Regions from separate parts of the Homo sapiens genome. Here region 2 is linked to region 1. A link is an interaction called in ENCODE POLR2A ChIA-PET data of the cell type or tissue named here. Cell type or tissue: PC-3. All regions are shown on one strand. Each heading gives the region's core, and the rest is flanking DNA. Links, peaks and the distances in the headings are about the cores only. Region 1 overlaps CEP76 (centrosomal protein 76). Region 2 overlaps SPIRE1 (spire type actin nucleation factor 1).

Evidence for each region. Peaks named below come from ENCODE experiments on the same cell type or tissue, not always from the same donor. Only the 100,000 strongest peaks of a DNase experiment are listed, where the experiment ranks them.
Region 2: POLR2A ChIA-PET joins it to region 1 with 14 read pairs; 5 of 35 experiments call an interaction of 5 or more read pairs at or near these places.

The regions. Positions count from the first base shown.
Region 1 is chr18:12,668,640-12,683,881 of GRCh38, forward strand. It overlaps CEP76 (centrosomal protein 76), which reads right to left. Exons shown (of 12, transcript NM_024899.4): 9 at 12,023-12,189; 10 at 9,470-9,803; 11 at 5,897-6,114; 12 at 3,986-4,864. The coding sequence ends at 4,726. It also overlaps a transcript of PSMG2 not described here. Among named protein-coding and RNA genes, the nearest start is that of SPIRE1, 18 kb to the left of the region's middle. In PC-3, for the core only: no CTCF peak of the experiment used is centred there; a DNase peak (open chromatin) is centred at 3,112; H3K27ac peaks cover 355 bases.
Region 2 is chr18:12,454,737-12,469,978 of GRCh38, forward strand. SPIRE1 (spire type actin nucleation factor 1) reads right to left here. Exons shown (of 17, transcript NM_001128626.2): 11 at 10,132-10,222; 12 at 8,615-8,757. Among named protein-coding and RNA genes, the nearest start is that of PRELID3A, 54 kb to the left of the region's middle. RefSeq lists a silencer at 10,432-10,590. In PC-3, for the core only: no CTCF peak of the experiment used is centred there; no DNase peak of the experiment used is centred there.

The DNA.
Region 1 (15,242 bases), core at 1-8,000:
ACTTAATCCAATCAAAAAGCTGAAACTGTTCAGACTGGATTAAAAAAAGAAGATTCAACTATGTGTTGTCTACCTAGCAAGATACACTTTATTCCTTTTTTTTTTTTTTTTTTTTTTGAGACAGAGTCTTGCTCTGTCACCCAGGCTGGAGTGTAGTGGAGAGCAATCTCGGCTCACTGCAGCCTTCGCCTCCCGGGTTTAAGCGATTCCCCTGCCTCAGCCTCCCAAGTAGCTGGGATTACAGGTGTGGGCTACTATGCCTGGCTAATTTTTGTATTTTTAGTAGAGACGGGGTTTCATCAAGTTGGCCAGGCTGGTCTTGAACTCCTGATCCAGGTGATCTGCCTGCCTCAGCCTCCCAATTACAGGCTTGAGCTACCGCACCCCCCGCACTTTTTTTTTTTTTTTTTTTTTTTTTTGAGACAGAGTTTCACTGTTTCCCAAGCTGGAGTGCAGTGGTGTGATCTCAGCTCACGGCAACCTCTTTTTTTTTGAGACAGAGTTTCACTGTTTCCCAAGCTGGAGTGCAGTGGTGTGATCTCAGCTCACGGCAACCTCCACCTCCCAGATTGAAGCGATTCTCCTGTCTCAGCCTCCCGAGTAGCTGGGAATACAGGCATGCGCCACCATGCCCAGCTAATTTTGTATTTTTACTAGAGACAGGGTTTCTCTATGTTGGTCAGGCTGGTCTCGAACTCCTGACCTCAGGTGATCCGCCCGCCTTGGCCTTCCAAAGTGCTGGGATTACAGGCATGAGCCACCGCGCCTGGCCCCAATTTTTTTTATTTTTCAGAGATGCCATCTCACTATGTTGACCAGGCTGTGCTCAAATTTTTATTCAATAGGTTCATGCTTGACTAATGAAAAATGAAGTTTCTGGTTTCTGATATTTTTCTATTAACTAAATAGACATATATAAAACTACATATATATAATATAGAGGGGACTGTTGGCATACATATTGTCAAGAACACCACCTTGGAGACATTATGTTTTTTAAACTTTACATTTTTAATTGAAAAACAACTTTTATGACAGCTAAATATACAAGGTAAATTTAATTCTTAAAAAGAAAAATTGGCGAGGCATGGTGGCTCACGCCTGTAATCCCAGCACTTTGGGAGGCCAAGGCGGGTGGATCACCTGAGGTCGGGAGTTTGAGACCCTCCTGACCAACATGCAGAAACCCTGTCTCTACTTAAAAAAAATTAGCCAAGTGTGGTGGCGCATGCCTGTAATCCCAGCTACTTGGGAGGCTGAGTCAGGAGAATCACTTGAACCCAGGAGGCGGAGGTTGCGGTGAGCCGAGATTGCACCATTGCACTCCAGCCTGGGCAACAAGAGCCAAACTGTCTCAAAAAAAAAAAGAAAAGAAAAAGAAAAAGAAAAATTATTAGTAAGAAGAATAGGCCAGGTGCGATGGTCCATGCCTGTAATCCCGGCACTTGGGGAGGCCAAGGCAGGTGGATTGCCTGAGCTCAGGAGTTCGCGACCAGCCTGGGCAACAAGGTGAAACCCCTCTCTAATAAAATACAAAAAAATTAGCTGGGCGTGGTAGCGTGTGCCTGTAGTCCCAGCTACTTGGGAGGCTGAGGCAGGAGAACTGCTTGAACCTGCGAGGTGGAGGTTGCAGTGAGCCAAGATTGTGCCACTGCACTCCAGCCTGGGCAACAGAGTGAGACTCTGTCTCAAAAAAAAAAGAAAAAAGAATAGCAGACTTCTAGTGGTAAATGCACTGAAATTACCTTATTAAGTCTTCAGAGAAAAATATTAATGCCAGACTCTATTGGTGCATAAAAAGCATATTTATTACAGAGTTTACACCAAAAGCACATTTGAAATACACGTTACTCTGGTACAATAAGGTGGGAAGCTCAGCCTCAATGTTAATACAGCCTTGATCTTAATATAGTCTGTCTCTTAGTACATACCTCATAGTTTGTCTCAAAAGTTGAAAATTACAAGCAATTTTCTGTTGATAGCTTTTTTTGTAATTTTGGCAAAAGAGTGGTTTTTTTTAACTTTTTTAAAAAGTTTTTTTTTTCTTTGAGATAGGGTCTTGCTCTGTCACCCAGGCTGGAGTGCAGTGGCACAATCTTTTGGGCTCAAGTGATTCACCCACCTCAGCCTCCCAAGCAGCTGGGACCACAGGTGTGCACGATCACGCCCTGCTAATTTTTTACATTTTTTGTAGAGAGGGGTTCTTGCTATGTTGCCCAGGCTGGTCTTAAACTCCTGAACCCAAGAGATTCTCCTGCCTCAGCCTCCCAGAGTACTGGAATTATAGGTGTGAACCACTATGCTTTAAAAAAAGCTTCAATTATTATTTTGCTAATTTTCTACAGTCATGTCAGTCTCACAAGAAACATCTGATTACCATTTTTGATGAAAATTGTAGAAGAGGGATCATAATATTTCAGACTTTTTAAACAAATTGAATATTTATTATACATAAAAATAAAACAAAGTAGATTTATTCTTTTAGAGAAATAGGGGGGGGTCTCTCTATGCTCCCAGGCTGGTCTTGAGCTACTTCTTGGGCCATCCTCTGGCCGCAGCCTCCAAAAGTGCTGGGATTATAGGTGTGAGCCATCACACCTGGCCCAAAAAGTAAATTTTAAGACACTTTTAGATTTTAATTTTCGAAAAACGAAATCATTTTATTTGTAGGGGTGAATTAAAGTGATTAAAAGAATTAATAACTTGGATAGCCAACTGGTATAGAGTTACTTTCTTAAGACCAATGGATAAAGCAACTAAATTAAGAACTACACATATCAGAGTGAACAAAGATTCTTTGAAAAAATAAAAAACTTAAAAAAAATGAAAAGAACTATGCACAGAAGTGCTAAATGGGCAATCAAACCCCTCATATCATGTATTATGCAGCTTCTTGCAAAAAGTTGAATTGCTACTCTTTTTAAAGTTTACTTTTGTTCACTTAACACTTTTTTTAATATATAAAATTTTAAAATAAGTTGAGGAATCAGGTTTCACACTTTCTTTTTTTTTTTTTTTTTTTTTTTTGAGACAGAGTCTTGCTCTGTCACCCAGGCTGGAATGCAGTGACGCGATCTTAGCTCACCACCTCTGTGGACTCAAGCGATCCTTCCGCCTCAGACTCCCGAGTAGCTTGGATTATGGGTGTGTGACACCATGCCTAGCTACTTAAAATTAACTTATAAAAAACATTTTTTTTGAGATGGAGTATTGCTCTGTTGCCCACGCTGGAGTACAGTGGCATGATCTTGGCTCATCACAACCTCCGCCTCCCAGGTTCAAGCGATTCTCCTGCCTCAGTCTCCTGAGTAGCTAGACTACAGGCACATGCCACCATGCCCAGCTAATTTTTGTATCTTTAGTAGAGACAGGGTTTCACTGTGTTGGCCAGGCTGGTCTTGAACCCCTGACCTCGTGATCCACCCACATCAGCCTCCCAAAGTGCTGGCATTACAGGTGTGAGCCACCATGCCTGGCCCTTTTTTTTTTTTCTGAGATGCAGTCTCGCTCTGCCTCCCATGCTGGAGTGCAGTGGCGCGATCTCACCTCACTGCAACCTCTGCCTCCCAGGTTCAAGCGATTCTCCTGCCTCAGCCTCCTGAGTAGCTGGGATTACAGGTGTGAGCCACCGCACCCGGCCTAATTTTCGTATTTTTAGTAGAGACAGGGTTTCACCATGTTGCCCAGGCTGGTCACGAACTCCTGACCTCAAGTGATCCACCCACCTCGGCCTCCCAAAGTGCTGGGATTACAGGCATAAACCACTACGCCGAGCCTTACAAAATTTTTAAAACGTGCTCAATTTTAAAACAAAAATCAGTATGGAATCACTCACATATGCTTGTTTTCAGTGGTCTCACACAATCAATCTCTTATTTAGATTAGTCACATATATGCTGATTTTTTTATCACAATGAAAGAAAAAAGGGTTTCAGAAGATAGAATCCATGAAGAGGCTAATAATGAATCCTCTGACCACAGAAAATCAGTGATCGACTGCAAGATCACAATTTATCAGTATCATAACAAAGAGGTATAATAAAGTTTTTCTAAAATACCCAATTCATTTTTACAACAAATCACAGTGATAAATATTTCTAAATGATTCATGTACTTTCATATGAGGTTATTAATATTTATGCTTTTCTGGTATTAGTTTTTTCCTACTCTTGCTTCAAGGTCCAACCATAAATTTCTGGACAGTCTCAAATATCCCAAGGACCACGAATAAACCACAAAAGTGGTAATTCATTAACATTTATTTTCACCAATGCAATAAATAAATCTGTCATGAGGTTAATTTCTCCTAATCTGTATAAAATAATTCCATTAACCTGTGAAAAGTAATGATCATACTGATTTGTCTAGGGCTCAAACCCTTAGACAAACATCTCTTTGATTACCTGTTTGTGTAAAGAAAACTGAATGCATTTTATATTAATATTTAAACTACTGATAACTGTAAACAAAGTAGCATTTATTAAAATAGAATATACACTTAATTTATACTAAATTCCAGGGAGATTTATACAAGTTTTTCAGCCTTAATTTTTAAAGGAATGCATGATTTTTTTTAAACATTACCAGTCAAGTATATACAAAATTGAAGTATGCCATTCAAGCCAGATTGTGATTTTAAAATAACAAACCTCTAAATAGCTAAGTAATGTACAATGTGTAAAATTCCAATTAAACACAGGTATAAATCTTATATAAATATTGGCCCTATAATACCGAGCGATATTTACAAGCAAACATGATCCAAACAGCACATGCAGATTCAGGGTAAGTAAATACTCGGACACGAACTGCCAGTCGCACTTGGTCTCCACGGCAACAGATTATTTCTTCACAGAAAGGAGATCTATTTAAGAAAAAAAAAATTATTCAATTAAGAAGTGACCATACACTTTAATTCCTTATTTGCAAGTAAATCAGTATTTAAAATAATTTTTTCAGGCTAGGCGTGGTGGCTCATGCCTGTAATCCCAGCACTTTGGGAGGCCGAGACAGGTGGATCACCTGAGGTCAGGAGTTCAAGACCAGCTTGGCCAACATAGTGAAACCCCGCCTCTACTAAAAATTACAAAAATTAGCCGCGTGTGGTGGCGGGCGTCTGTAATCCCAGCTACTTGGGAGGCTGAGGCAGGAGAATCGCTTGAATCCAGGAGGCAGAGGTTGCAGTGAGCCAAGAATGTGCCACTGCACTACAGCCTGGGCGACAGACTGAGACTCCATCTCAAAAATAAATAAATAAAATAATTTTTTCAAATTCTGTCTCTGCTATCAAAGACACTGTAATTTTGGTCAAGCTATTCAAATTATAGACTATTTCCTTATAGTCCAAACAAAATCAGAGATACCTGAGACTGCACCAAAATCACTGGGCAAATAATCCCAGACTATCTAGGGCTACATTTCAGACCAAATGAATCAAAATCTGTGGCAAGGAGGGTCAGTCATTGTAAAAGCTCCCATATGACTTGGATGTCATTTCTAAATAACTACCAGATTAGGCTGGGTGCAACGGCTCACACCTGTAATCCCAGCAATTTGGGAGGCTGAGGTGGGAAGACTGCTTGAGCCCAGGAGTTCAAGACCAGCCTGGGCAACATAGGAAGACCCCCATCTCTACAAAATAAAGATAAAAAAAATAGCCAGGTATGGTGGCACATGCCTGTGGTCCCAGTTGCCTGGGAGGGTGAGGTGGAAGGGTCACTTGGGCCCAGGAGGTCAAGGCTACAGTGAGCCATAACTGTGCCACTGTACTCCAGCATGGGCAGCAGAGCAAGACCTTGAGTTAAAAAAAAAAAAAAAAGGAAATTAAAAAAACCCCTGCCGGACTGATCTGTAAGACTCCTAAACTGAAAAAATGATTCCGTAAATTACACCTTACCGAAGACATGTGGCAAATGCACGTCTTGCATTTCTATACACAAAATGTATTGGGAACCCTTTAAATGTGTGACCATCAGGTACAGCCCTTCTTATGGCATCTTGAAATTCTTCATTGCCTGCTGATATACTTGTTGTACGCTCAAATTCATAAGAAGCCAAAGCTGGTGATAAAAGGTAGGAGAGCTGGTCTTCCCAAACAGTAGTGAGGCCAAGATCCTATGAGCAATCAAGAGAAAAAGAAAAAGTGAAATACATTAATATTTTTAAAACCAACTAAATAAAAATGTTGATTATTTTAATGTATACCAAGAAAAGATTTTTAAAAGCTATCATAATATTTTAATAATAATAATTATAGGGATACATAGAAATAAAAATCAGATAAAAGGAACTATAGGTGATCAGATTTTACTTTTTAGAGAAACAACCAAAAAACATTCAAAACAATGTTCACAAAGTCTCCAAATCCTGTACTTCTCTAATATCTACTACAAAATACTATATGAAATAGTCCTAATATGGAGGACAGGTATAATTCTTATATTTTGAGATATTTTACTTAACTTTAAAGAGTTTAGGCCGGGTGCGGTGGCTCACGCCTGTAATCCCAGCAGTTTGGGAGGCTGAGGTGGGCGGATCATGAGGTCAGGAGATTGAGACCATCCTGGCTAACAAGGTGAAACCCTGTATCTACTAAAAATACAAAAAATGAGTTGGGCGTGGTGGCGGGTGCATGTAGTCCCAGCTACTTGGGAGGCTGAGGCAGGAGAATGGTATGAATCCGGGAGGCAGAGCTTGCAGTGAGCCGAGATCGTGCCACTGCACTCCAGCCTGGGCAACAGAGCGAGACTCTGTCTCAAAAAAAATAAATAAATAAAATAAATAAAAAAGAGTTTAGTAAGAATGAATCTGTTTACTAAAGACTGACTCTTCCTACCATAAACTCAACTACAGAGGTGAGAAAAGTCAACAAATTAATTCTATGTGATTAAACAAATATTTACTGAACATGTACTCTATAAAACTTATATACTGTAAGAGATAAAAAGATGAAGACATTTTATAGGCCCTTAGGGAGCTTAAAACATATTTCTATGGAATGTTAAAAACAACATGATTCCATTTATTTTTTATTTTTTTAAATTTTTTGAGACAGAGTCTTACTCTGTTGCCCAGGCTGGAATGCAGTGGCGCGATCTCGGCTCACTGCAACCTCTGCCTCCCAGGTTCAAGCGATTCTCCTGCCTCAGACTCCTGAGTAGCTGGGACTACAGACACCTGCCACCATGCCCGGCTAATTTTTGTATTTTTAGTAGAGACGGGCTTTCACCATGTTGGCCAGGCTGGTCTCAAACTCCTGACCTCAAGTGATCCACCCACCTCGGCCTCCCAAAGTGCTGGGATTACAGGCATAAGCCACCGTGCCCAGCCCATGATTCCATTTATAACACCAAAAGACCTATTGATATCTGGACACATGAAGTTAAAAATAATAATATTACAAATACAAAAAATTCTCAAAATTCTAGATATTTTGATTATCATAATGGATCTTTGGTATTTCCTCATTTTATATTCAAGGTTTTAACTCATCACAAATGGTCTCAAAGATCCACGATTAACAATGCTTTTCCTGCGGCAAAATGTGAACTTTTGCTGATTTACAGGCACCTTAACTTAAATAGTGATCAACACTGGCATCTATCACAGCTTTGTTTTCTTTTTCTGTAAACAGTAATTCCTTTTTTTTTTTTTTTTTTTTTTGAGACAGGGTCTTACTCTGTCACCCAGGCTGGAGTGCAGTGGCACAATCTCGGCTCACTGCAACCTCTGCCTCCCCGGCTCCTTTCACCTCAGCCTCCGAGTATCTGGGACTACAGGCATGCACCACCACACCCGGCTAATTTTTGTACTTTTTGTAGAGATAGGGTCTCACCACGTTGCCCAGGCTGGTCTTGAACTCCTGAGCTCAAGCAATCCACCCATCTCAGCCTCCCAAACTGCTGGGATTACAGGCGTGAGACACTGTGCCTGGCCAAAAGTAATTTTTATAAGATATTGCTTTTATTTGTAAGCAGAACCTAAGAAAAGAAAGCTAAAGCCAATACAAGTGATGGAAGGAAAGAAAAAGTAATAAGGGGCATTCATTTCCAGCAATATAATGGACCAGAGGTCCCCTGACCAACTTTTGCTGAAAACATATTACAAATGCCAGGTTTTCCAAAATGTATGTTTAAATGCTTTGATAAGTTGACAAGTGAATAAGAAATATTTAGAGGCCAAAGCTAAGAGTAACTGGGAACCCAGAGAACATGTTTGATAAATCAGTTTGCCTTTGATAGCCCCAAAGAACACAGAAAACAGGGCTCACCCAAGGTGAGGAGTGGAACAGGGAACCCTAAAAGGTGAATCAGAAATATTTTGTAGGCATTTTGGATTCTAGTCCTTTGTTGGTGATATGTGTTACAAACAACTTTTCCCACCCCACAGCTTCAATCTCTTAATGTCTTCTCTTGATGAGCTTAAGTCTTTAAGATACATTAATCTTTTCCTTTATGACTAATACTTTTTATGTCTTCTTAAAAGCACTTTACAAAGGAAATCTACATGCTATTTGACAAGAGGCTTGATCTGGCTGGGCGCAGTGGCTCACAACTGTAATCCCAGCACTTTGGGAGGCTGAGGCAGGTAGATCACTTCGAGATCAGCCTGGCCAACATGGTGAAACCCTATCTCTACAAAAAATACAAAAACTGGCAGCGTGGTAGCACATGTCTATAATCCCAGTTATTCAGGAGGCTGAGGCAGGAGAATTGCTTAAACCTGGGAGGTAGAGGTTGCAGTGAACCAAGATCACGCCACTGTGCCAAGATCACGCCACTGCGCTCCAGCCTGGGTGACAGAGCGAGAGATTCCATCTCAAAAAAAAAAAAAAAAAAAAAAAAAAGAGGTTTGATCTCAAAAGTAATCAGGGAAATGCAAATTAAAGCCAGACGTCTACCCAGTTGAGTACAACATGAAAACAAACAGAAACCAACCTGGGGAGAAAAATGAATATGAAAAAAGTATAACCCAGTATACATATTTTTTCTTTAAAAAATAATAGAGATGATGTTTCACCATATTCCCCAGGCTGGTCTTGAACTCCTGGGCTCAAGCGATCCACCCACCTCAGCCTCCCAAAGTGCTGGGGTTATAGGCATGAGCCATCAAGCCCAGCCTAACCCAGGATTTTTTAAGGGGCAAATATGTGAATAAGCATTTCACAAAGACAAAATCCAAATAGTGGTATTCAGCAAAAATCTTGACTCTAAGGGATGTGAACAAGTTCACCATTCTTCATTTCTAGGAGGAAGTAATTCATTCTATAAGTATTAATTAATTTGAAGATTTTTGAGTCTCAGAACTTGAACTCTCATGACTTTCAAAATTATAAGCTTCATAATAGTAGGGACTGTAGTTGTTTTGTTCAGGGCTAGAATAGTGACTGGCACTATCACACACACCAAAAAACAGTTAAATACATAAATGAAAAGAAGTATGAAACTACAACTATTTCAGTGTGAATTACCTTCCTGTGTTCTGACACCAGGAGCCTCAGCTGCATTTCAATTTCATTACTTGTTACTGACGCGTCAATTGTGGATGCACACAGAGGTGGAAAGGGAGGAAGGGATGTTGTAGCTCCAGGAGCACACACAGATTTAATTGCTTCCTCACTCATGGGTTTCCATTTGGATTCATCGTTCAAATCAAATACACAGGTTTCTACTGCATCAGAGGGTTGACAATTTCCCAGGAACATCTGATGGTTGAAAACACAACCAATTGTTCGATATGGGTACAGTGGTTTGGGCTGTTCAGCAACTGGAGGTTCATCAGGATTGGTAGGTTTATGGATGTACCTAAAAAAATTAAATAATTTTATATATGAGAACTTAAAAATTAAAAAGGCAGCATCTTACTGAGAAAATTATTCTAACACTTAAGGCCATAACTACTTCTCAGAACTACAGTTTAATACTTGTTTTTCTTTTTTATATTTCCACAATTTGATTACTCTGTATTAATTGTATGGTACGTCTTTACAATATTGAAACCAACTCTGTTAACAACAGAATACATTCTATGTATACTGTTAAGATCAAAGGCCGGATGCGGTAGTCCCAGCACTTTGGGAGGCCGAGGCAGGGGGATCACCTGAGGTCAAGAGTTCGAGACTAACCTGACCAACATGGTGAAACCCCGTCTCTGCTAAAAATACAAAAATTAGCTGGGCATGGGAGCACGTGCCTGTAGTCCCAGCTACTCGGGAGGCTAAGCCAGGAGAATTGCTTGAACCCGGGAGGCGGAGGCTGCAGTGAGCCGTCCAGCCTGAGCAACAAGGGCGAAACTCCATCTCCAAGAAAAAAAAATAAAAATAAAAAAAGTTTGCCTCAGATAACATAATTAAAATAATTTGGTTATGCATTTTTAGGCACAACTAACCAAAACATTATTAGGCATGATTATCAACCAGGGAGAAAGAGGACTCGGGAATGAAAAGAGGGCCCAGGGCTGGGCCTCTAGAACACACACATTTAAAGACAAGATGAAGGAAAAACTAAGAACAGCCAGAGAGGAATAATAAATATTGAAAGACAATGATAAAAAAGAAGCTAAGGAAAGAGAATGTTCCATGAAGAAAGAAGTGAGACAGCCAGGTGGAAAGGGGTCCCCAGAGAAACTCCAACCAGCCTGTGCACTGGGAGGAGTGCACACTGGGGAGAAGCCACAGAAGTTCGAGCAATTTGCAGTGGGGAGGAGCTTGGCCCCTCCTCTTCCTGAGTGGAAGCTGGAATTCAATCTGCGAGGCAGGAAGCACACTAGCAGGCAGGAAGCACACTAGCAGGCACGAAGCACACTAGCAGGCACTCTGGCTTTGTGGAGCGTCCGTTTCCCAGTGTTTTTCCTTTTTGTTCAATAAATTCCATTTTTCTCCCCCTTCAAATTGCCTGCGAGCCTAATTTTTCGTGGCCATGTGACAAGGACTCAGCTCTTAGCTGAACTAAGGAAGAAGTCCTACAACAGAAGTACTCAGCTGTTTCAAAATCTAATGACAGGCTAAAGTACTTTAAAAAATGTGTCCAGTGGATTTGCCAACGTGGAGATGGTAACCACATCAAATTTTAAAAAGAAATCATCATTTACAACTTGAACTTATTTTCAGACTTAGGTATGATCATCAGAAAAAAACATATGCCAGCCAGGTGTGGTGGCTCATGCCTATAATCTCAGCACTTTGGAAGGCCGTGGCAGGTAGACTGCTTGAGCCCAGGAGTTCAAGACCAGCCTAGACAACACAGCAAAAGCTCATCCCTACAAAAAAATTAGCTAGGCATGGCTGTGCACACCTGCAGTCCCAGCTACGCAAGAGGCTGAGGTAGGAGGACCACCAGAACCCAGGAGGGGGAGGCTGCAGTGGGCTGTGACTGTGCCACTGCACTCCAGCCTGAGCAACAGAATGAGACACTGCAAAAAAAAAAAAAGAGAAAACTGAAAAAAAAATATGCTAATCATACAAAACTAGTAAACATAATTTACTGTTTACCAACATCATGTTGGTAAAGAATATTTGAGGTAAAAGTTTTCTTAGAGTTCATTTACTTGGCTGCCATAATTGAAGTACTTTTTTACATAATCACTGAAAAGGCTCTAACTAAAATCATCAACACGTACCTTCAAGTACCATCAATATGGACAAAAAACCCTTATAATTTAAAATACTTATAACTTAAGCCGGACACAGTGGCTCACGCCTGTAATCCCAGCACTTTGGGAGGCTGAGGTAGGTGGATCACCTAAGGTCAGGAGTTCGAGACCAGCCTGGCTAACATGGTGAAAACTTGTCTCTACTAAAAATACAAAAATCAGCCAGGTGCGGTGGCACATGCCTGTAATCCCAGCTACTTGGGAGGCTGAGACAGGAGAATCGGCTTGAACCTGGGAGGTGGAGGTTGCAGTGAGCTGAGATTGTGCCAGTGCACTCCAGCCTGGGCGACAGAGCGAGACTCCATCTCAAAAAAAAAAAAAAAAAAAAACTTATAACTTCATTTTAATATCCTTATAAACTTAGTAAACTAACCTGTGTCCTGTTAAACTCTCCCAAAAAGTGATGGCCCCATCAGTTCCACAAGTCATAACCCATGCATGAGGTACTCCTTTTGCCTTGGTCCCAACACAAACAAAGGCTTCTAATCCATATCCAAGAAGAAGGCTGCACAGAAGGTTAGCGTGATCTTCACAGTCACCCTGGAAGATAAATTAAAATGAAGTATTCATTCTTCCATATTATTTCCTCATTACATACTTAAATACTAAATTATAATAAAAATTTATTGGCTGGGCACAGTGGCTCACGCCTGTAATCCCAACACTTTGGGAGGCCAAGGCGGGTGGATCACATGACGTCAGGAGTTCAAGACCAGCCTGGCCAACATAAGGAAACTCTGTCTCTACTAAAAATACAAAAATTAGCCGGGTGTGGTAGCACACACCATTAGTCCCAGCTACTCAGGAGGCGAGGCAAGAGAATCACGTGAACTTGGGAGGCGGAGGTTGCAGTGAGCTACAATCGCGCCACTGCATTCCAGCCTCAGCAACAGAGTAAGACTCTGTTTCCAAAAAAAAAAAAAAATGTTTATAAAGAACTCACACAACACAGAAAGAAAAGTAGAACATTTTTTTTTTTTTTTTTTTTTGAGACAGGGTCTTCCTCTGTCACCCAGGCTGGTGACATGATTCATAGCAGCCTTGACCTCCTGGGCTTAAGTGATTTCCCCATCTCAGCCTCCCAAGTAGCTGGGACTAAAGGTGTGCACCATGACACCTAGCTAATTTTAAAATTTTTTTTGTATAAACAGGGGTCTTACTGTGTTACCCAGGCTGCTCTTGAACTCCTGGGCTCAAGTGATCCTCCTGCCTCAGCCTCCCAAAGTGTTGGGATTACAGGCATGAGCTCCTGTGCCCAGCCTGGAATATTTTAATAGATTAATAGCTGAAGTACATGAACAAACAAGCAAACAAGTCATACAGCAAGAAATGCAAATAAATGGAAAACACTCAACCAATGACTGATAGTATCTATATGTGATAATTTCAAGAAAATACATACATAAGAAAAATGACTGGCAAGAACAACAACAAAATGCCAACAATGGTTATTACTGGGGAGGTTATATATAATTTTCCACTCTTTTTCCAGATTTTCTTTGGTTATATTACTTTCAATTTTAAAAAGTTATAAAGACCTATAAAAAAATAGAAAATATTAGCTGGGTATGGTGGTGTGTGCCTGTAATCCCAGCTACTCAGGAGGCTGAGGCAGGAGAATCGCTTGAACCTGGGAGGCAGAGATTGCAGTGAGCTGAGATCGTGCCACTGCACTCCAGCCTGGACAACAGAGTGAGACTCTGTCTCTAAAAAAAAAAAGAAAAAAAGAAAAGAAAATATCTGATACTGTGTTCTGTGAAAAAAATTACCAAGATATTAAACACTATGGTTACAATTTCGTATTTAAGTGTAGGAAGACTACACGCGAAAGCAAAAATAACTATTTGAGTTGAGTGTCCGAATGAAGAAATTTCTTTTTTTTTTCCTCTCTTTTGAGATAGGGTCTAGTTCTGACACCCAGGCTGGAGTGCAGTGGCATGATCTCAGCTCAATGCTGCCTTGACGTCCTCAGCTCACTGCAGCCTTGATGTCCCCAGCTCAAGTGATTCCCCCGCCTCAGCCTCCTGAATAGCTGGGACCACAGGCACTCATCACCAGGCCCAGCTATTTTTTGTGTTTTTGTAGAGACAAGGTTTCACCAAGTTGCCCTGGCTGGTCTCGAATTCCTGGACTCAAGCAATCCGCTTGCCTCAGCCTCCCAAAGTGCTGGGACTACAGGCATGAGCCACCTTACCTGGCCAAGAAATTTCTTTCTCCAAAAAATTGGATTTGGTGGTGCTAAAGTTTTTTAAAAAAAATTAACTGTAAGAAAACAAATAGCATTTTATAGTTCTTCAAGTGGCTTTACAAAAATGTAATAACCAATCTTTTATTTTTTAATTTACTTTTTTCTTTTTTGAGACAGAGTCTCGCTCTGTCACCCAGGCTGGAATGCAGTGGCATGACCTCGGCTCACTACAACCTCCTCCTCCCGGGTTCCAATGATTCTCAGCCTCCTGAGTAGCTAGGACTACAGGCGTGCACCACCACACCCAGCTAATTTTTGTATTTTTAGTAGAGAGAGAGTTTCATCATGTTGGCCAGGTTGGTCTTGAACTCCTGACCTCAAGTGATCCACCCACCTCGGCCTCCCAAAGTGCTGCGATTACAGGCATGAGCCACTGCGCCTGGCTTAATCAACCTTTTAGACCCAATTATTTCTGAGATTTTGTCCTAAAGAAAATTCAGAAGTAAAATAAAAATATCTGCAAAGATAGTCAGTGTGAAAGTTCATTCATGGCAACATTAAAAAATTTAAAATGAGCTTAACTTTATGGCCAGGTGTGCCAGCTTTTGCCTGTAATCTCAGCACTTTGGGAGGCTGAAGCGGGCAGATCACTTGAGGCCAGGAGTTTGAGACCACCCTGGCCAAGAAACCCCATCTCTACTAAAAATACCAAAAAAAAAAAAAAAAAAGCCAGGCATGGTGGCTCCATGCCTGTAGTCCCAGCTACTCAGGAGGCTGAGGTAGGAGAATTGCTTGAGGCTGGGAGGCGGAGGTTGCAGTGAGTCGAGATCGTGACACTGCACTCCAGCCTGGGCGACAGAGCGAGACCCCGTCCTAAACAAAAACAAAAGAAAACAACAACAACAAAACCACTGAATAAAAAAAAAAGAGCCTAACTTGGCAGTTCCTACAATAGGGAAATAGTTAAATGTATTTTGTATATTGACTCAAGGAAACTTAAAACACTCATTAAAAAACGGAAATCAGCACTTTAGGAGGCAGAGGCGGGCAGATCACCTAACGTCAGGAGTTCGAGACCAGCCTAGCCAACACAGTGAAACCCCATCTCTACTAAAAATACAAAAATGAGCTGGGGGTGGTGGCGGGCACCTGTAATCCCAGCTACTAGGGAGGCTGAGGCAGGAGAATCGCTTGAACCCAGGAGACGGAGGTTGCAGTGGGCCGAGATCATGCCATTGCACTCCAGCCTGGGCGACAAGAGGAAAACTCTGTCTCATTTAAAAAAAAAAGGAAATCAGAAAGACTGTAGCAACACATAGAAAAATGTTCATAGCATAATGCTTAATTATAAAGCAAGATACAAAAATTTATTTACAATTATAATTATGAAATAAATGATACATAT
Region 2 (15,242 bases), core at 3,894-11,893, 210 kb before region 1:
CTCAGGTATTTTGACTCAAGTAACTCTATTCCGTTAAGCAGGGCTATATTGAAATATTTCAAGCAGGGCTTGAAATCTTGAAAAAAATTTTATTCTAAACCAATTTTGTGTCAGTTGTCTTCTACACCTATGAAAAAGACATTACTTAGTGTTGTGTTGTACATTATATACCAATAGATAAAAAGCAAATCTACAGTGGTCCTTTTTTTTTTTTTCCACAACAGGGTCTCATTCTGTCACCCAGGCTGGAGGGCAGTGATGCGATCATGGGTCACTGCAGCCTTGACTTCCTGGGCTCAAGTGATCCTCCCACCTCAGCCTCCCAAGTAGCTGGGACTACAGGTGCATGCCACCATGCCCAGCTAATTTTTTTGTATTTTTTGCAGAGATGGGGTTTCACCATGTTGCCCAGGCTGGTCTTGAACTCCTGGGCTCAAGTGATCTGCCCACTTCGGCCTCCCAAAGTGCTGGGATTACAGGCGTGAGCCACCATGCCTGGCCTGGCCCTGTTTTTAAAACTCATTTGTGGTACCCAGAATAGCCAAAAGAAGATGGTTAGTAATTTTTACTGACAAGCATTATTTAGTGATCAGTTACATCAGCACACCTTTACAAATCCTAATGGTACGAGTGGAACTGGAACATGAAACTACTGGAGCATTTATATCCAAAAGGCAGTCTCTCCAGGCTGCCCCACAGTTCTCTAGATTTGTTGTTACTTTCAACAAATGCTAAATGTATAGTCAGCAATGGAAAGACTAGAGAAATGTAAAAGATTTCATAATAAATATTTATGTTGGCTGTCTTGTGTTAATGGTTTCCCTACAAGCAGCTGCGGAAGATGTTGATGTAACTGATCTCATTGAATAAGAGCCTCACACCCATCCGCTCCCCATCCGGCCCCGCACTTGATTGGTGGATCTCAGAGAAAGACAGAACAGTCTTGTGCATTCGGACCCTGCCAGGCTGCAAGGGGCCATTGTGGTGCAGTGACACTGAAACTGAATGTTCTCAGCACAAACACATTATAATTCACTCCCACACACACACAACAGCATCGCTCACAGGCACTCAGGAATCCAACACGCCAGTGAGAAAGCACATGACTATGAATGCAGTCAGTTTATGGAGTTTTAACAATCAGTTCTGTCTTTCAATCAGAGAAAAACAAAAATCAATCTAGGTTGCAAACTTGTCAAACATTAGCATTTTACTTAAAAAAGTAGTCTGAAGAACTACTGCTTCTTACTAAAAATCAATGCAAAACCATCTCTGTTCAAGCTAACTTAAGGAAGATTACATTTGCTTAAAAATGCTTTGGGAAAAATCCTGCATTTGAATTTTTAACATGAGAAGCTTATTAGTATAAGAGGACAGGGGGATGAGTTTACTCAGAAAGATTATATCATTTGCTCTAAAATGCCTAAAATACGCATTTAAAAAATTAACGATCACAGTTTTCTCTTTCAACAGGAACTACTTTCAGAGATGACAGAATTAAATCAGCGTGCCTGATACCTACTCTGTTTTGCTCCATCCTCAGAAAAAGAGTAGTGTTAGGTGGGAACAATAAACGGCCTTTTTGAGGGTTAGGCCATTAAAACTGTGCACTAAGTAAGTAGTGTTGGCTGAATACATCCGAATGATGGCATTTCTCAGCTTTTAATGTATTTCAGAAGTTTTGCTCTTATTTTTATTCATCAGTGATGAGTATAAGTAGGGTATGCCTTCTGATGGCTAACGATATGACAAAATGGCTATGCTGCAACAAAATAATGTGGGAATCTAGCACATAACCAGGGAAACACTACTAGATTTATTACGTAGCAAATAACCAGATAGCCAGATTTGTTATTGTTTGTGCTAGCAAGACAGCAGATGGTACCAACTTAACTGACTTTATGATGTGGATAACTGGGCTGTAAACCCTTCAGGCAGATGGTGATTTTTTTCATTTGTAGGGATACGCTAGCATGGCACAACAGACCTGGCAGCTTGCACCTCCCTGTCTTCAGTCTTGAGTCACAAATGGGCTTAGTAAAGCATATTTTCAACTCACTGCTTTGACCCACATGAAAATCCAGTACTTCATGGGATATAATCATTTTTCTTTCGTTTTGAGACAAGGTCTCGCTCTGTCACCCAGGCTGGAGCACAGTGGCATGATCTTGGCTCACCGCAACATCTGCCTCCCGGGTTCAAGTGATTCTTGTGCCTCAGCCCCCTGAGTAGCTGGGATTACAGGTGTGCACCACCACACCTAGCTAATTTTTGTGTAGAGATGGGGGTTCGCCATGTTGGCCAGGCTGGTCTCGAACTCCTGTCCTCAAGTGATCTGCCAGCCTCAGCCTCTCAAAGTGCTGGGATCACAGGCATGAGCAACCGCGCCTGGCCATCATGAGATATAATTTAAAAATAGTAGATTTTTGTTTGCTTTCTTGTTCTTTTTTAAAAATTTTCAAGCAGATTACCCTTTAGTGAAATAATTTCCATCCAGTCAAATGCTAATGTTTTAATTTTGGAGACTTCCCAAGGACAACAAAACTTTAATGCAACATAAAAGAAAATGATAAATAGTTACTAAAATAGTTTTAATTATTTTTTTCAGTTTACAAAAATATTAATTCGACATCTCCAAAGCCAAATTAAACTTCCACAGATCTCGCAGAGCTATTAGCACTCTGGAATGTGGAGGGCACTCAAGGCCCCAGCTAGAGCGGGAGCCCTTCCCCACCACGGCACTGCCTGGGGCTCCCACTGCATGTGTTCGGCCCGTTTGAGTGGCCAGATGTGGCCGGGTAAAGAACCACACTAGCGCACCTCTAGTTCCCTTGCTTGCTCATGTGTCAATGGGACTCCCAGATTCAGGAAAGGGAAGCTAAATCTTAGAGCGCTTTAATGAAGACAACAATGTGCTATAAGACTTTAAACTTACTTCTATGCATGTCACTAAAATTGTTGAGTTTTTTTTTTTTGATGATTATTCTGGCTATATTTTACCATTCAAGAGGGGTCAGTTAGGCAGCACGGAGATTAGACAGCATAATGTAAAATTTTGGTTATTGTGCCACAGAGAGAAATGGGAATAGTCACCTTTCTTTTCTTTTTTCTTTTTTTTTTTTTTTTGAGATGGAGTCTCGCTCTTTCGCCCAGGCTGGAGTGCAGTGGTGCGATCTCAGCTCACTGCAAGCTCCACCTCCAGGGTTCACGCCATTCTCCTGCCTCAGCCTCCTGAGTAGCTGGGACGACAGGCGCCCGCCACTGAGCCCAGCTAATTTTTTGTATTTTTAGTAGAGACGGGGTTTCACTGTGTTAGCCAGGATGGTCTCGATCTCCTGACCTCATGATCCACCCGCCTCGGCCTCCCAAAGTGCTGGGATTACAGGCGTGAGCCACTGTGCCTGGCTGGGAACAGTCATCTTTTATACAGTGTTCATGATTAGTAAAAACTTCATAAATTAACCAGTATTTGAAAATTACCCAAAATAACCATTGCTTTTTGAGTTTTTAATAAACCAAAGAGAGGCAAATTTAAATAAAAACAGCAACTATTAAGTTTACTCTTCTTAATCAACTACAAAACTCAAAGTGAAGGCCAGGCGCAGTGGCTCACGCCTGTAATCCCAGCACTTTGGGAGGCCGAGGTGGGCGGATCACGAGGTCAGGAGATGGAGACCATCCTGGCTAACATGGTGAAACCCCGTCTCTACTAAAAATACAAAAAAAAATTAGCCGGGCGTGGTGGCAGATGCCTGGAGTCCCAGCTACTCGGGAGGCTAAGGCAGGAGAATGGCGTGAACCCAGGAGGCGGAGCTTGCAGTGAGCCGATATCGCGTCACTGCACTCCAGCCTGAGTGACAGAGAGAGACTCCATCTCAAAAAAAACAAAAACAAACAAACAAAACTCAAAGTGAATCCTTTCTTTGCCTAAAGTGGTATATGGCCTTAGTGTTCAGATATCTCTGTTTGGGGAGAATTGATAATCAAATGCCAGCAGGTCTTCAGTAGAGGCAGGAGTGACAGGAGTTAAAAAGCCACCGTGGCACCTGACCACGTGCTGCCCAAGAGCACATCTAAAACGGGAAAAAGGACAGAGGTTTTTCCTGCATTTCATGACAAAGATCAGAGAAAGGAATGTTTTGTGTCTTATTTACATTGAGTCTCCTTTCCATATCAAGATGACTAAGAAAGAGTAACAAAGAAACCAGCTGCGGGGTCATCTGTCAAGGACAAGGTTAGTAAATCCAAGGCTTTAGAGAGCCAGGCCCTGCCTACTGTAGCACAAAGGCTGCTCTGAGCACCTGCTACGTGGTGGCAGAAGAGGCTTCAATATGGTCGTAGAGCTTTTTATTTCACGTAGAATTGTGAAGGTTCAAATAATGATATATTATTCTGTGTAAAAAAACCTCAAAAAACAGTAATATAATGCAGAATTATTTAAAATAGCCACATCATTAAAAAGGAAACTTGAAATTTCTCTTTGCAGAGAAGTGACGTACACACCCTGGTTGTCATAACACAGCTTCATGACAGGTGATGGGAGCACACAGGTTTCCTGAGCCCATGCCCTGGTTGTGCAGGTGTCTGTGGGTGGGCGGAGTCCACCATGGCTACCTGGCCTGGCAGGAGGATGCTCTGCTCACGGAATGAGTGAGCAAATACTCTTCTGATGGTGGGGGGAGGCCCTAGGAGGAATGCACCCCACGGGCTCAGAGTGCCTGCTGCACATGGAGAAAGGTGGCAGCACTGACTCTGCTATACAATTAGGTCACCCGAGGAGACAAACACCCACAGGTCCCCTTCATCAGATGCTGCATTTTGAGTTTGTTGTCCTTTCCCAGTTATTTCCCTCAACTGAGACCACGGCATGATCGGTGCATCCTGCACAAGGGTGGAATCAATGATTGGAAGCAAAGTGCTATCTAAGCGGTTAATTCTCAGAGAACGCAACAGTTGAGGTGTCACCGTCAGAGATACAGAGAATGAAATAATCCCAGACCCAGCAGAAAGAGGCCAACCTTTGAGGATTTCCACCTGCTGGTAAAAGCTCTCTCACACAGATAATACATAGCCCCTGCTACCCCAAACATGGCTGCTTCAAAAGGATGAGAGCTGAGCAGAGAAGCTGTTTGTATGGTAGAAAAAAGTGGTCGAAAAGGCGTCCTTGGCCATACACTGGTTATCCTAGGAACCTGAACAACAGATAAGGGAAAAAGAAAATGGCAGGGGGAAAAGAAAAGGAGAAAATAATGCTGAACACAAGTGACCTACACATAGTGATTACAGATCACAAAAGGAAAACAAAACAAAAAACACCATGAGGCTGGTACAGTCCGTGCGAACATCTGCATCCACACGTATAAATCAGTGATGAAACCACGAAGTCCTTCCTGGAGAATCTCAGCGTTCACACAGCAAGGATTTTTCTAATTTAGGGTCCTGCAAACACTCTGAGTTTCCTCAGTGGGGCTTGTTGTGATGAAGGATAGAGGCAACTCGTTACTGTGCCTGAGAAAGCATGGGGACATGTGCCAGGCAGCCACTTGCACCTGCCCCAGGAAGGTACTGCCAACACGAGGTGCCTTTAGACTGGATGGGCATTTGCCCTCGGTTATTTGACCAAATGATGAAAAAAAATGACATTTTAAACATCACAAGAAAAGGGAGGGAGATACAACAAAAATAAAAATTATCAGCCGGGCACAGTGGCTCACGCCTGTAATCTCAGCACTTTGGGAGGCCGAGGCGGGCAGATCACCTGAGGTCAGGAGTTCGAGACCAGCCTGACCAACATGGAGAAACCCCGTCTCTCCTAAGTATACAAAATTAGCCGGGTGTGGTGGCACATGCCTATAATCCCAACTACTTGGGAGGCTGAGGCAGGAGAATCGCTTCAATCCGGGAGGCGGAGGTTGTGGTGAATCGAGATTGAGCCATTGCACTCCAGCCTGCGCAACAAGAGCGGAACTCCATCTCAAAAAAAAAAAAAATTATCAACAATAAAAACATTCCTGCCATTTTCAGTTGAGGAGTTACAAATACAAAATGATTCTTTGTTTTCTAAAATGCAGCTACATTTAAAAATTAATTACACTTATAAAAACAATACTTACCAAGCTATAGGGCATTACTACAAGGTATGATTTTATGGATTTCCCAAGATAAGCTATTAGCAAGGAAGATCATTTCGTCTCTGCTGGTGCTTGGAGGCCTGCGTGGACTCTGCTCCCTGCCCTCAATCTGACCACTGTTCAGTGCTGAGCAGAGCGGCTCTCCCACTGCCTGCTCACTGAGACCTTCCTCAGTGATTGCAAGTTAGTTTATCTTGCTCTCCTTCCTGCTCCACAAAAAAACAGTGCACGGCCTGACCTCGCAACACTAAGAGCTCTGCTTTAACAGGAAACAGACACAGTCATGGGCCCTTGGGGTCAGCTGAAGGTCTCAGCATAACTTCTATTATAAGCTGAAACTACCTTGTAGCTAAGCTGATAGTTCCTTTACATTGCTAATTTTAAACTTTAAGTCTAACCTCAATAATGACATTGTATGATCACATAAAGGCCAGTTACAAGCTGAATGATAGACTGGCTTCTAGGAAAAGCTGAGTGAAGAAGAGAATACCCTAATGATTAGACTTATGAAAAAAACCACAAGTTCCCTCTTACCTATACACATGTATGTGTGTGTGTGTGTATGTATGTATATACATACATGTGTGTATGTATGTACATATGTACGTACATACATATGTGTGTATGCACGTACATATGTACGTACATACATATGTGTGGTATGTACGTACATATGTATATACATACATGCGTGTATATGTATGTACATACATATGTATATACATACATACACACACATATACACACACATACACATATGTGTGTATATATATTTTTAGAGACAGGGTCTTGCTGTGTCATCTACGCTGGGGTGGAGTGGCACATTCTTAGTTCACTGTGGCATCAAACTCCTAGGCTCAAGGGATCTTCCCTCTGCAGCATCCTGAGTAGCTGGGATTACGGGCATGCGCCACCACATCTAACTAAGTTTTTAATTAAAAATTTTGTACAGACAGGGGTTTCTTAAGTTGCCCAGGCTGGTCTCAAACTTCTGGCCTCAGGCGATTCTCCTCCTTTGGCCTCCCAAAGTGCTGGGATTACAGGTGTGAGCCACTGTGCCTGGACCCTCTTACATATTTTAAAGTTGTGATAATAGCTGTATATTTTGGTAAAAGCAATAACTTATTCACATGAAAACAAATTTTTAGATTTTTACGTTTGAATCTGTCTGGTCAGAGTTCTGTTTTCTTGTTGGTAAGTCACTGACAAGGCTATATTTAATCGAATAGCTGTGTTTTGGTGATTATTCTGGAGCTAGAAGAATCCTATCAGGAATCGCCATAAAATCATTAGTTCTTTAATTGCACTGTTTTGGCATAGAGATGAATGACCAAATATTAACATTCTAAGCTCTGTTCAAAATCCCTGTCTTCACAATAATCGCATTATCTCCCATCTGTTATTACTTTAATTGAAACTCTAATAATTCATCACAGCCTTAAAAAATGGACTTAGTATTCAATATATTCTATTATTTTTTATTCATGAATATTTGAAAACACATTAGATATTTGACTGTGGGTAGAATATTAATTACAGCTGTGCATCTTGCCTACAAATATTTCAGAAGCCAAGTGGCGCTACAAAAGAGTCTTTGGAGACCTCTGTTGGCTGGGAGATCTACTAATTCCTCCTGGCAAACCCTTGTGTGCTGCCCACTGTCCTGAGAAATGAGCACCCACTATAAGAACCTGCAAGTCTCTGGAAAACAGCAAAAACTATAAACCAGTTCAACCAAAATAACACCACTGGCCCCAAATATCACAAAACATACTAGAAAACAATGTACAGTAGTTATTAATGGATCAAAATTCTCCCTCGCTTGTACTTCTGCCTCAATAAGATCACCTACTGTAGTCATTTTGCTAAGAGTTTTTTTGGTCAATTTTTAACAATTTTTAAATGGATTAATAGCCTTTGAAAGAAAGAAAGCATTTCTTTAATAATAATCCATACTTTCAACCACTGATAAATTTTCTTGAAAAAAAAAAAGAGCTCAAAATGAACAAACACTGGTCAAGTTTCGTTTAGGTTATGGATAGAGTTTGGAGAAGGTGTCACTCTGCTGCCCAGGCTAGAGTGCAATGGTGTAGTCATAGCTCACTGCAGCCTTAACCTCCTGGGCACAAATGATCCTCTCACACCTCATCCTCTTAAGCAGCTGGGGCCACAGGTGTGCACTACCACACCTGGCTAATTATTATTATTTTTTTTTGCAGAGACGGGATCTCACAATGTTGCTCAGGCTGGTCTTGAACTCCTGGAGTCAAGTAATCCTCCCACCTTGGCCTCCCAAAGTGTTAGGATTATAGGCACGAGCCACCACGCCTGGCTGTTTGTTTTCTTTAGCTATTAAGTAAGTTATTCAAAATTCATTCTAACTTTTGCAAGTTTTTTTCTCCTTATCATCTTCATAAGAAAGCTAATGATTCTATGTCTTCTAGCTGGTCCCTAAGTTACTACAAAGTCTTTCCTGTACTTACAAGAGAGCGGGAACTCTGCCTGGAAGGCGGCAGGAACTGCCTCACGTTAGTAGGCGTTTCCTTTTCAATGGAATGTCGTCTCTGGGGTGGCTGCCGTCTCTCTGGCTGGGGTGTTGATGATATGGGCAGGAATTTTGGAGGCTCTAAAGATTGAACCAAATGAAATAAAACTTACTGTGAATTTTCTAACACAAAACCTTTTGACATTTGTGACAAACACTGTAATTCAAAGATGAATTATTTATTTCATTGGAGAGATATTTTAAGATGGTAATGGTAATCCTTAGGAGTAGACTCTGAGGGCTGTTACAGAAGAATCTTTGCAAAGTAAACTTGCTACAGAAATAGCAAGAAAAAAGGAAAAATGTTAGGTGTAGCCAGAAAGATTCCCAAATCATACCAAAATTCTCAATGTACCCTCTTTTTACATTCTCCTTTTTAAAGATAAAATAAGGAAAATCCTTCTTTCTACATGTTTACCAAGACATTTTGTCCTTAGGTTTAAATTAAACTGTATTTAAACTGCAAAAAGTAAGCTTCAGCTTTGATGTTAATATTGTACCATTGTCCTTCTCTGCCTAGTAATATTTTAAGACTGTTTAAAAGGAGACTGCTTTAGTGTCTGAACGGTTCTGGATTCCCATTTTGAAAACAAAAGGAGAACATTAGAAATAAATTATGGTGCCAGAGTTTTATTTAGTGCTTCCTCCTACTCTATCTACAGAGTAGAGCTGCTTCAATGTAGTGGGTGTGGAAAGTGAGAGTCAACACAAAGTTACATATGATCCATCTATTTAGACTGTCCCACCATGAGAAACCACTAAAGGAAAACACAGATATAATTTCCACAGTCAAGAAAAGATACAGAAATCCATTATGTGATTCAATTGGGTCCCTATAATATCCAATTGTGGATAGTCAGTACCTACTGTTTTTGATATAATCTGTGTAAATAATAAAACTACTTAAAGAATTTTTGTGTATGAGAAATCAAGCCAATATATAATTTTTAATACTTCATAATGTTCTTATAAATGAAAAGGATTATTAAAAGCCTTTAGAAATCCCTTAACTTTAGATATCTGTGTTCAGAATCTATCTCCTAAAGAGTTATAAAGGTGTTTTCACTATCTACACAGGTTTTTGGAGATGGGTGTGTGTGGGTGGTAGGTGGAATGATAATAAATATGGTTGTGTTGGGCTTCTGGTTTAAATTTAGCCAAGGAGGTAATCTATCTAAAACAAAACAAAACAGAACGCTACACACACAACTGATTTATAATATTTCCCATGACTATTGTTCGTAAACACACATGTGCCTGCTCTGTCATAAGACCCCGAGGCCTGGTATGATGCCACTCTTGGAAAATAAGTATTTCATCTCCCGATCAGTGAAATGCCTGAGTTAGTTCTTTCTACCCTAGATGATCACAGGGCGCTCTGGGATCTCTGCTCTAGGTCAAGTGTGTTTTGTAGTAAGACATCCGACTACAGCTCTTAGCACCACAACTACTCACTCTTCCTTGTGGACACGGCCTCCAGGACTGGCTCTTCAGGGAAAGAGGGAGACACGCTGCTGCTGCTGGTCGACTTGTGCAGCGTTTCTTCCTGAGCAAAGTACAGGTGGAGAAATCGACTTCTTAGACATTTGTGCTCTAGTGCTACGTAATAACATTTTATTATTAAACAGTTATTTTAACATGAGGCACCAAAGTATGTCAAAGGTTCAAGGCAAGCAAAAGACAAACTAGAAGGGGTTTCAAACAAGACAGGTCTGGGTTTGTGCCTTGGCTCTGCCCTGATGAGAGTGATGTGAAACTGAGCATGCTTCTTTCTGTTTTTTGGAGACAGGGTCTCACTCTGTTGCTCTGGTAGCAGTGCAGTGGTGTGATCTGGGCCCACTGCAGCGTCTACCTTCTGGGCCCAAGTGATCCTCCCACCTCAGACTCCAGTAGCCAGGATCACAGGTGTGCACTTCCACACCCAGCTAATTTTTAAATTTTTTGTAGAGACAGGGTCTTCCTATGTTGCCTAGCTGGCCTTGAGCTCAAGCGATCCTCCCAAAGTGCTGGGGTAACAGGTGTGAGCCGCTGCACCTGGCCTGAGCATGTTTCTTATCTTAGTTTCATCATTGTGAAAGAGGGTATTTAATATCACTTTTTCCATAGGGTTATTGGAAAGATGAAATGAGGTAATGCATTCAAAATGCTTAACACATTACCTGGCACACAATAAAACAGTGGTTAATATTATTAGGGAAATATTTAATACATTTATACAAGTAATACATTGTCAGCCTCATGGGAGCAGATGCTGGGTCTGTCTTGCTCACTGATGTATGTCCAGTACCAAACCCATCACTTAGTAAGTAATGAGTGTTTGTTGAATGAATGGATGAAAAAATAAACATTTCATGAAATGTCATATGAGTCTAGAAAAATGTCTACATTGTGGGCCAGGTACGGTGGCTCGCACCTATAATCCCAGCACTTTGGGAGGCCAAGACGGGCAGATCACGAGGTCAGGAGTTTGAGATCAGCCTGGCCAGCATGGTGAAACCTCACCTCTACTAAAAATATAAAAATGAGCCAGGCGTGGTGGCACGCGCCTGTAGTCCCAGCTACTTGGGAGGCAGAGGCAGGAGAATTGCTTGACCCGGGGAGGCAGCGGTTGTAGTGAGCTGAGATCGCATCACTGCACTCCAGCCTGGGTGACAGAGTGATACTCCGTCTCAGAAAAAAAAAAGAAAAAGAAAAAGAAAAATGTCTACATCGTGCCAAATAAAATTAAAATTCTTATTACCAGTGAGAAGAGATCCTAACTTGTTTTAGACTAAACAAAAATAAAGTATAATATTTATTCCTGAAATATTTACTAAATACTATGCGAGATAAACATTTACTTGTAATTTCTACTTAGTATCTATAGATATATATATATTTTTGAGACGGAGTCTCACTCTGTTGCCCAGGCTGGAGTGCAGTGGCATGATCTCAGCTCACTGCGACCTCCGCCTCCCGGGCTCAAGCAATTCTCCTGCCTCAGCCTCCTGAGTAACTGGGATTACAGGTGAGTGCCACCACGCCCGGCTAATTTTTGTATTTTTTTGTGTGTAGAGATGGCGTTTCACCATGTTGGTCAGGCTGGTTTTGAACTCCTGAGCTCATGATCTGCCTGCCTCAGCCTCCCAAAGTGCTGGGATTACAGGCATGAGACACCACGTCCAGCCTATAGGCATTTTTAGATACAAAAGGAAGAAAATTAGGCAAATATATTCACTCATGACTATGTGAGATAGTGAAAATTTTTTGATGTTCTTAGCTAAAATGACTTAAATTTTTTTAATTTAAAAAATTTTTGTTTTATTTTTACTTTAAGTTCTGGGATACATGTGCAGGATGTGTGGGTTTGTTACATAGGTAAATGTGTGCCATGGTGGTTTGCTGTACCCATCAACCCATCACATAGGTATTAAGCCCAGCATAAAGTAACTTTTAAGAATTCGCTGTTCACCAAAAACTGGCCTCACCTAAAACCTACTGCTGAAATCATTAGTTTCAAGTAAGCTACAATACAAAGTGTCTGGTCAAAGAACAGGGCGGAAAAAAAGGCCACGTAAACGACATAGTTCAAACAAAAAAGGGCTAGGCTGGGCAAGGTGGCTCACGCCTGTAATCCCAGCACTTTGGGAGGCCAAGGCAGGCAGATAACTTGAGGTCAGGAGCTCAAGACCAGCCGGGCCAACATGGTGAAATCCTGTCTCTACTAAAAATATAAAAATTAGCTGGATGGTGGCAGGCGCCTGTAATCCCAGCTACTTGGGAGGCTGAGGCATGAGAATCACTTGAACCCGGGAGGTGGAGGTTGCAGTGAGCCAGGATCGTGCCACTGCACTCCAGCCTGGGCGACAGAGCAAGACTCTGTCTCAAAAAACAAAAACCAAAAAACCCAAAAAAGGTTTAAATAGTGACCTCCACACTTTTGGGACTTATCATGAACACCAAATCAAGCACTGTAAGCAAAGCCTCTATCCCAGATACGATGTAGGTCAGTCATAGTAATCTCCAAAAAACCTAGCATGCAATTAGAACAATCTTTTTCTGTTTACAGAAGGTCAGACAAGAAATAAAAGCAGAGAGTGTCTCTTAGAAAAGGAACAAAGGAGTCATATACAGTACTTCCCAGATAATTATCTGCTGAGGAGTCATACACAATACTTCCCAAATAATTATCTGCTACCCTGATTAAAACAGCAGAAACCATCCCTGTGCCTCACACGTGTACTTCAGCTCACCTTCGCTAGAAATATTTTTAAAGTCGGCTGGGCACAGTGGTTCACGCCTGTAATCCCAGCACTTTGGGAGGCTGAGGTGGGCGGATCACGAGGTCTGGAGCTGGAGACCAGCCTGACCAACATGGAGAAACTCTGTCTCTACTAAAAATACAAAATAAGCTGGGTGTGGTGGCATGTGCCAGTAATCCCAGCTACTCAGGAGGCTGAGGCATGAGAATCACTTGAACCCGGGAGGTGGAGGTTGCGGTGAGCTGAGATCATGCCACTGCACTCCAGCCTGGGCAAGAAGAGTGAAACTCCATCTCAAAAGGAAAAAAAAAAAGAAATATTTTTAAAGTCTAATTTTACACGTTGTTACCTTTGTTAGTGTTAAGGGAGAATTAGATCACGTTTCTTTACTCCAGGGTGGAAACCAGTTAGAGTTAAATTCTGTATAATGAAAATATCATACTTAATTCTGTAAGAAAACTATCTCTGAGAAAAAGTGGCTCTATAAATAAGCAAATAGGTCAGAATGAAGTCTTTTATAAGCAAATTAAAAAGATCAATGATTTTATGACCACAGATGTTAAAATTCTAAAGAAAACTGAAAACATGAGGAAGCACAATCATCTGTATCTGAAGAGGTGGAGCCGGAGCACACTACTGCAGCCCAGCACTGGCCACACTTCCACTCAGCTCAAAGAATGGCAACATCTAGCTGTACATGCGATGTGGTCCTCTCATGTTTCCTTTATATTTCATGTCCCTTTTAGGTACATGTTGAGCTCCAAAACATGGAGAGCAGTGGAGGGAAGCTTTGCTGGAAGGGGCTCTTTTCTCTCATTCAGACTTTATTCTCAGTGACGTCCTATGAAACCTCCAAATTGGATTTTTCCACCACTGCATCTGATCTTTAAAATGACTACTCAATGTCTGATGGTCCTGAAAATCCTTTGAAGAAGCAAAGCAACTTAATCGAGAGGCTTCACTATGCCCAAATGAGCCAGTTCCACTCTAATCAGTCAGAAGAACCTGGGTGCATAACTCAGCATTTCTCAGAATCTTTTTTATCTAGAAAATGTGGTTGGGTGGAATACTCTTTATAGTCCTCTCCAGTTCAAAAATGTAAATCAAAACTAAGTGTCTTTCCTGCCAGGCATGGTAGCTCGCCCCTGCATTCCCAGCACTTTGGTAGGCTGAGGCCAGAGGATCGCTTAAGCCAGGGAGTTTGAGACTAGCCTAAGGAACATGGTGAGAGTTTGTCTCTACAAAAAATAATAAGAAAATAATAGCCAGGTGTGGTGGTGCACACCTATGGTCCTAGCTACTTGGGAGGCTGAGGCAGGAGAATCCCCTGAGACCAAGAGGTCGAGGCTGCAATGAGCTGTGTTCACACCACTGCCCTGTAGCCTGAGTGACAGAGCGAAACCCTGTCTCGAAAATAAAAGTCTAAGAAAGTCTTTCCTGAATCTCCGTTTTAAAGTAACACTAAAAATTTGCAGATATGGTTCTAGGGGAATTAACATTTCAGTTTAGGTGAATTTAAAGGTAACATTTTGATTTTTAAAATCTTTTTATTTATTATTATTATTTTGAAACTGAGTCTTGCTCATTCACCCAGGCTGGAGTGCAGTGGTGTGATCTCAGATCACTGCAATTTCCGCCTCTTGGGTTCAAGCGATTCTCCTGCCTCAGCCTCCCTAGTAGCTGGGATTATTGGCAAGTGCCACCATGCCTGGCTAATTTATATATATATTTTTAGTTTTGCCATGTTGGCCAGCCTGGTCTCAAACTCCTGACCTCAAGTGATCCTCCCGCCTTGGCCTCCCAAAGTGCTGGGTTTACAGATGTAAGCCACTACGCCCAGCCACATTCTGATTTTTTAAAATCCTAATAATGCTGAATGCTTTTATTTCATGCTTACTCTTTATATATATAAATTATATATATTATATATAGTATATATTATTTATATATTTATTTATATTTATATAAATGTAATTATTTATATTTATATAAATATATTATTTACATATAATTTATATATTATATATAACATATATAATTTGTATAATTTATATAAATATATTTATATAAATATAATTATATATTATATATAATATAATTATATATATACACATATACACTTTACGAGGTCTCATGAGACTCTTATAGATGCAACTGAGGCAAAAGTAAGCACATTTGGAGTACTAGATTTTGGCACTCAGAGGGTGCATTCTCTATTTAAAAAGCATATACTCAAGATTTAAAAATAACATAAGAAAACCACATAACATATTAATTTTTATGTTCATTAATTAACTAGTTAATTAGAGACAAGTTCTCACTCTG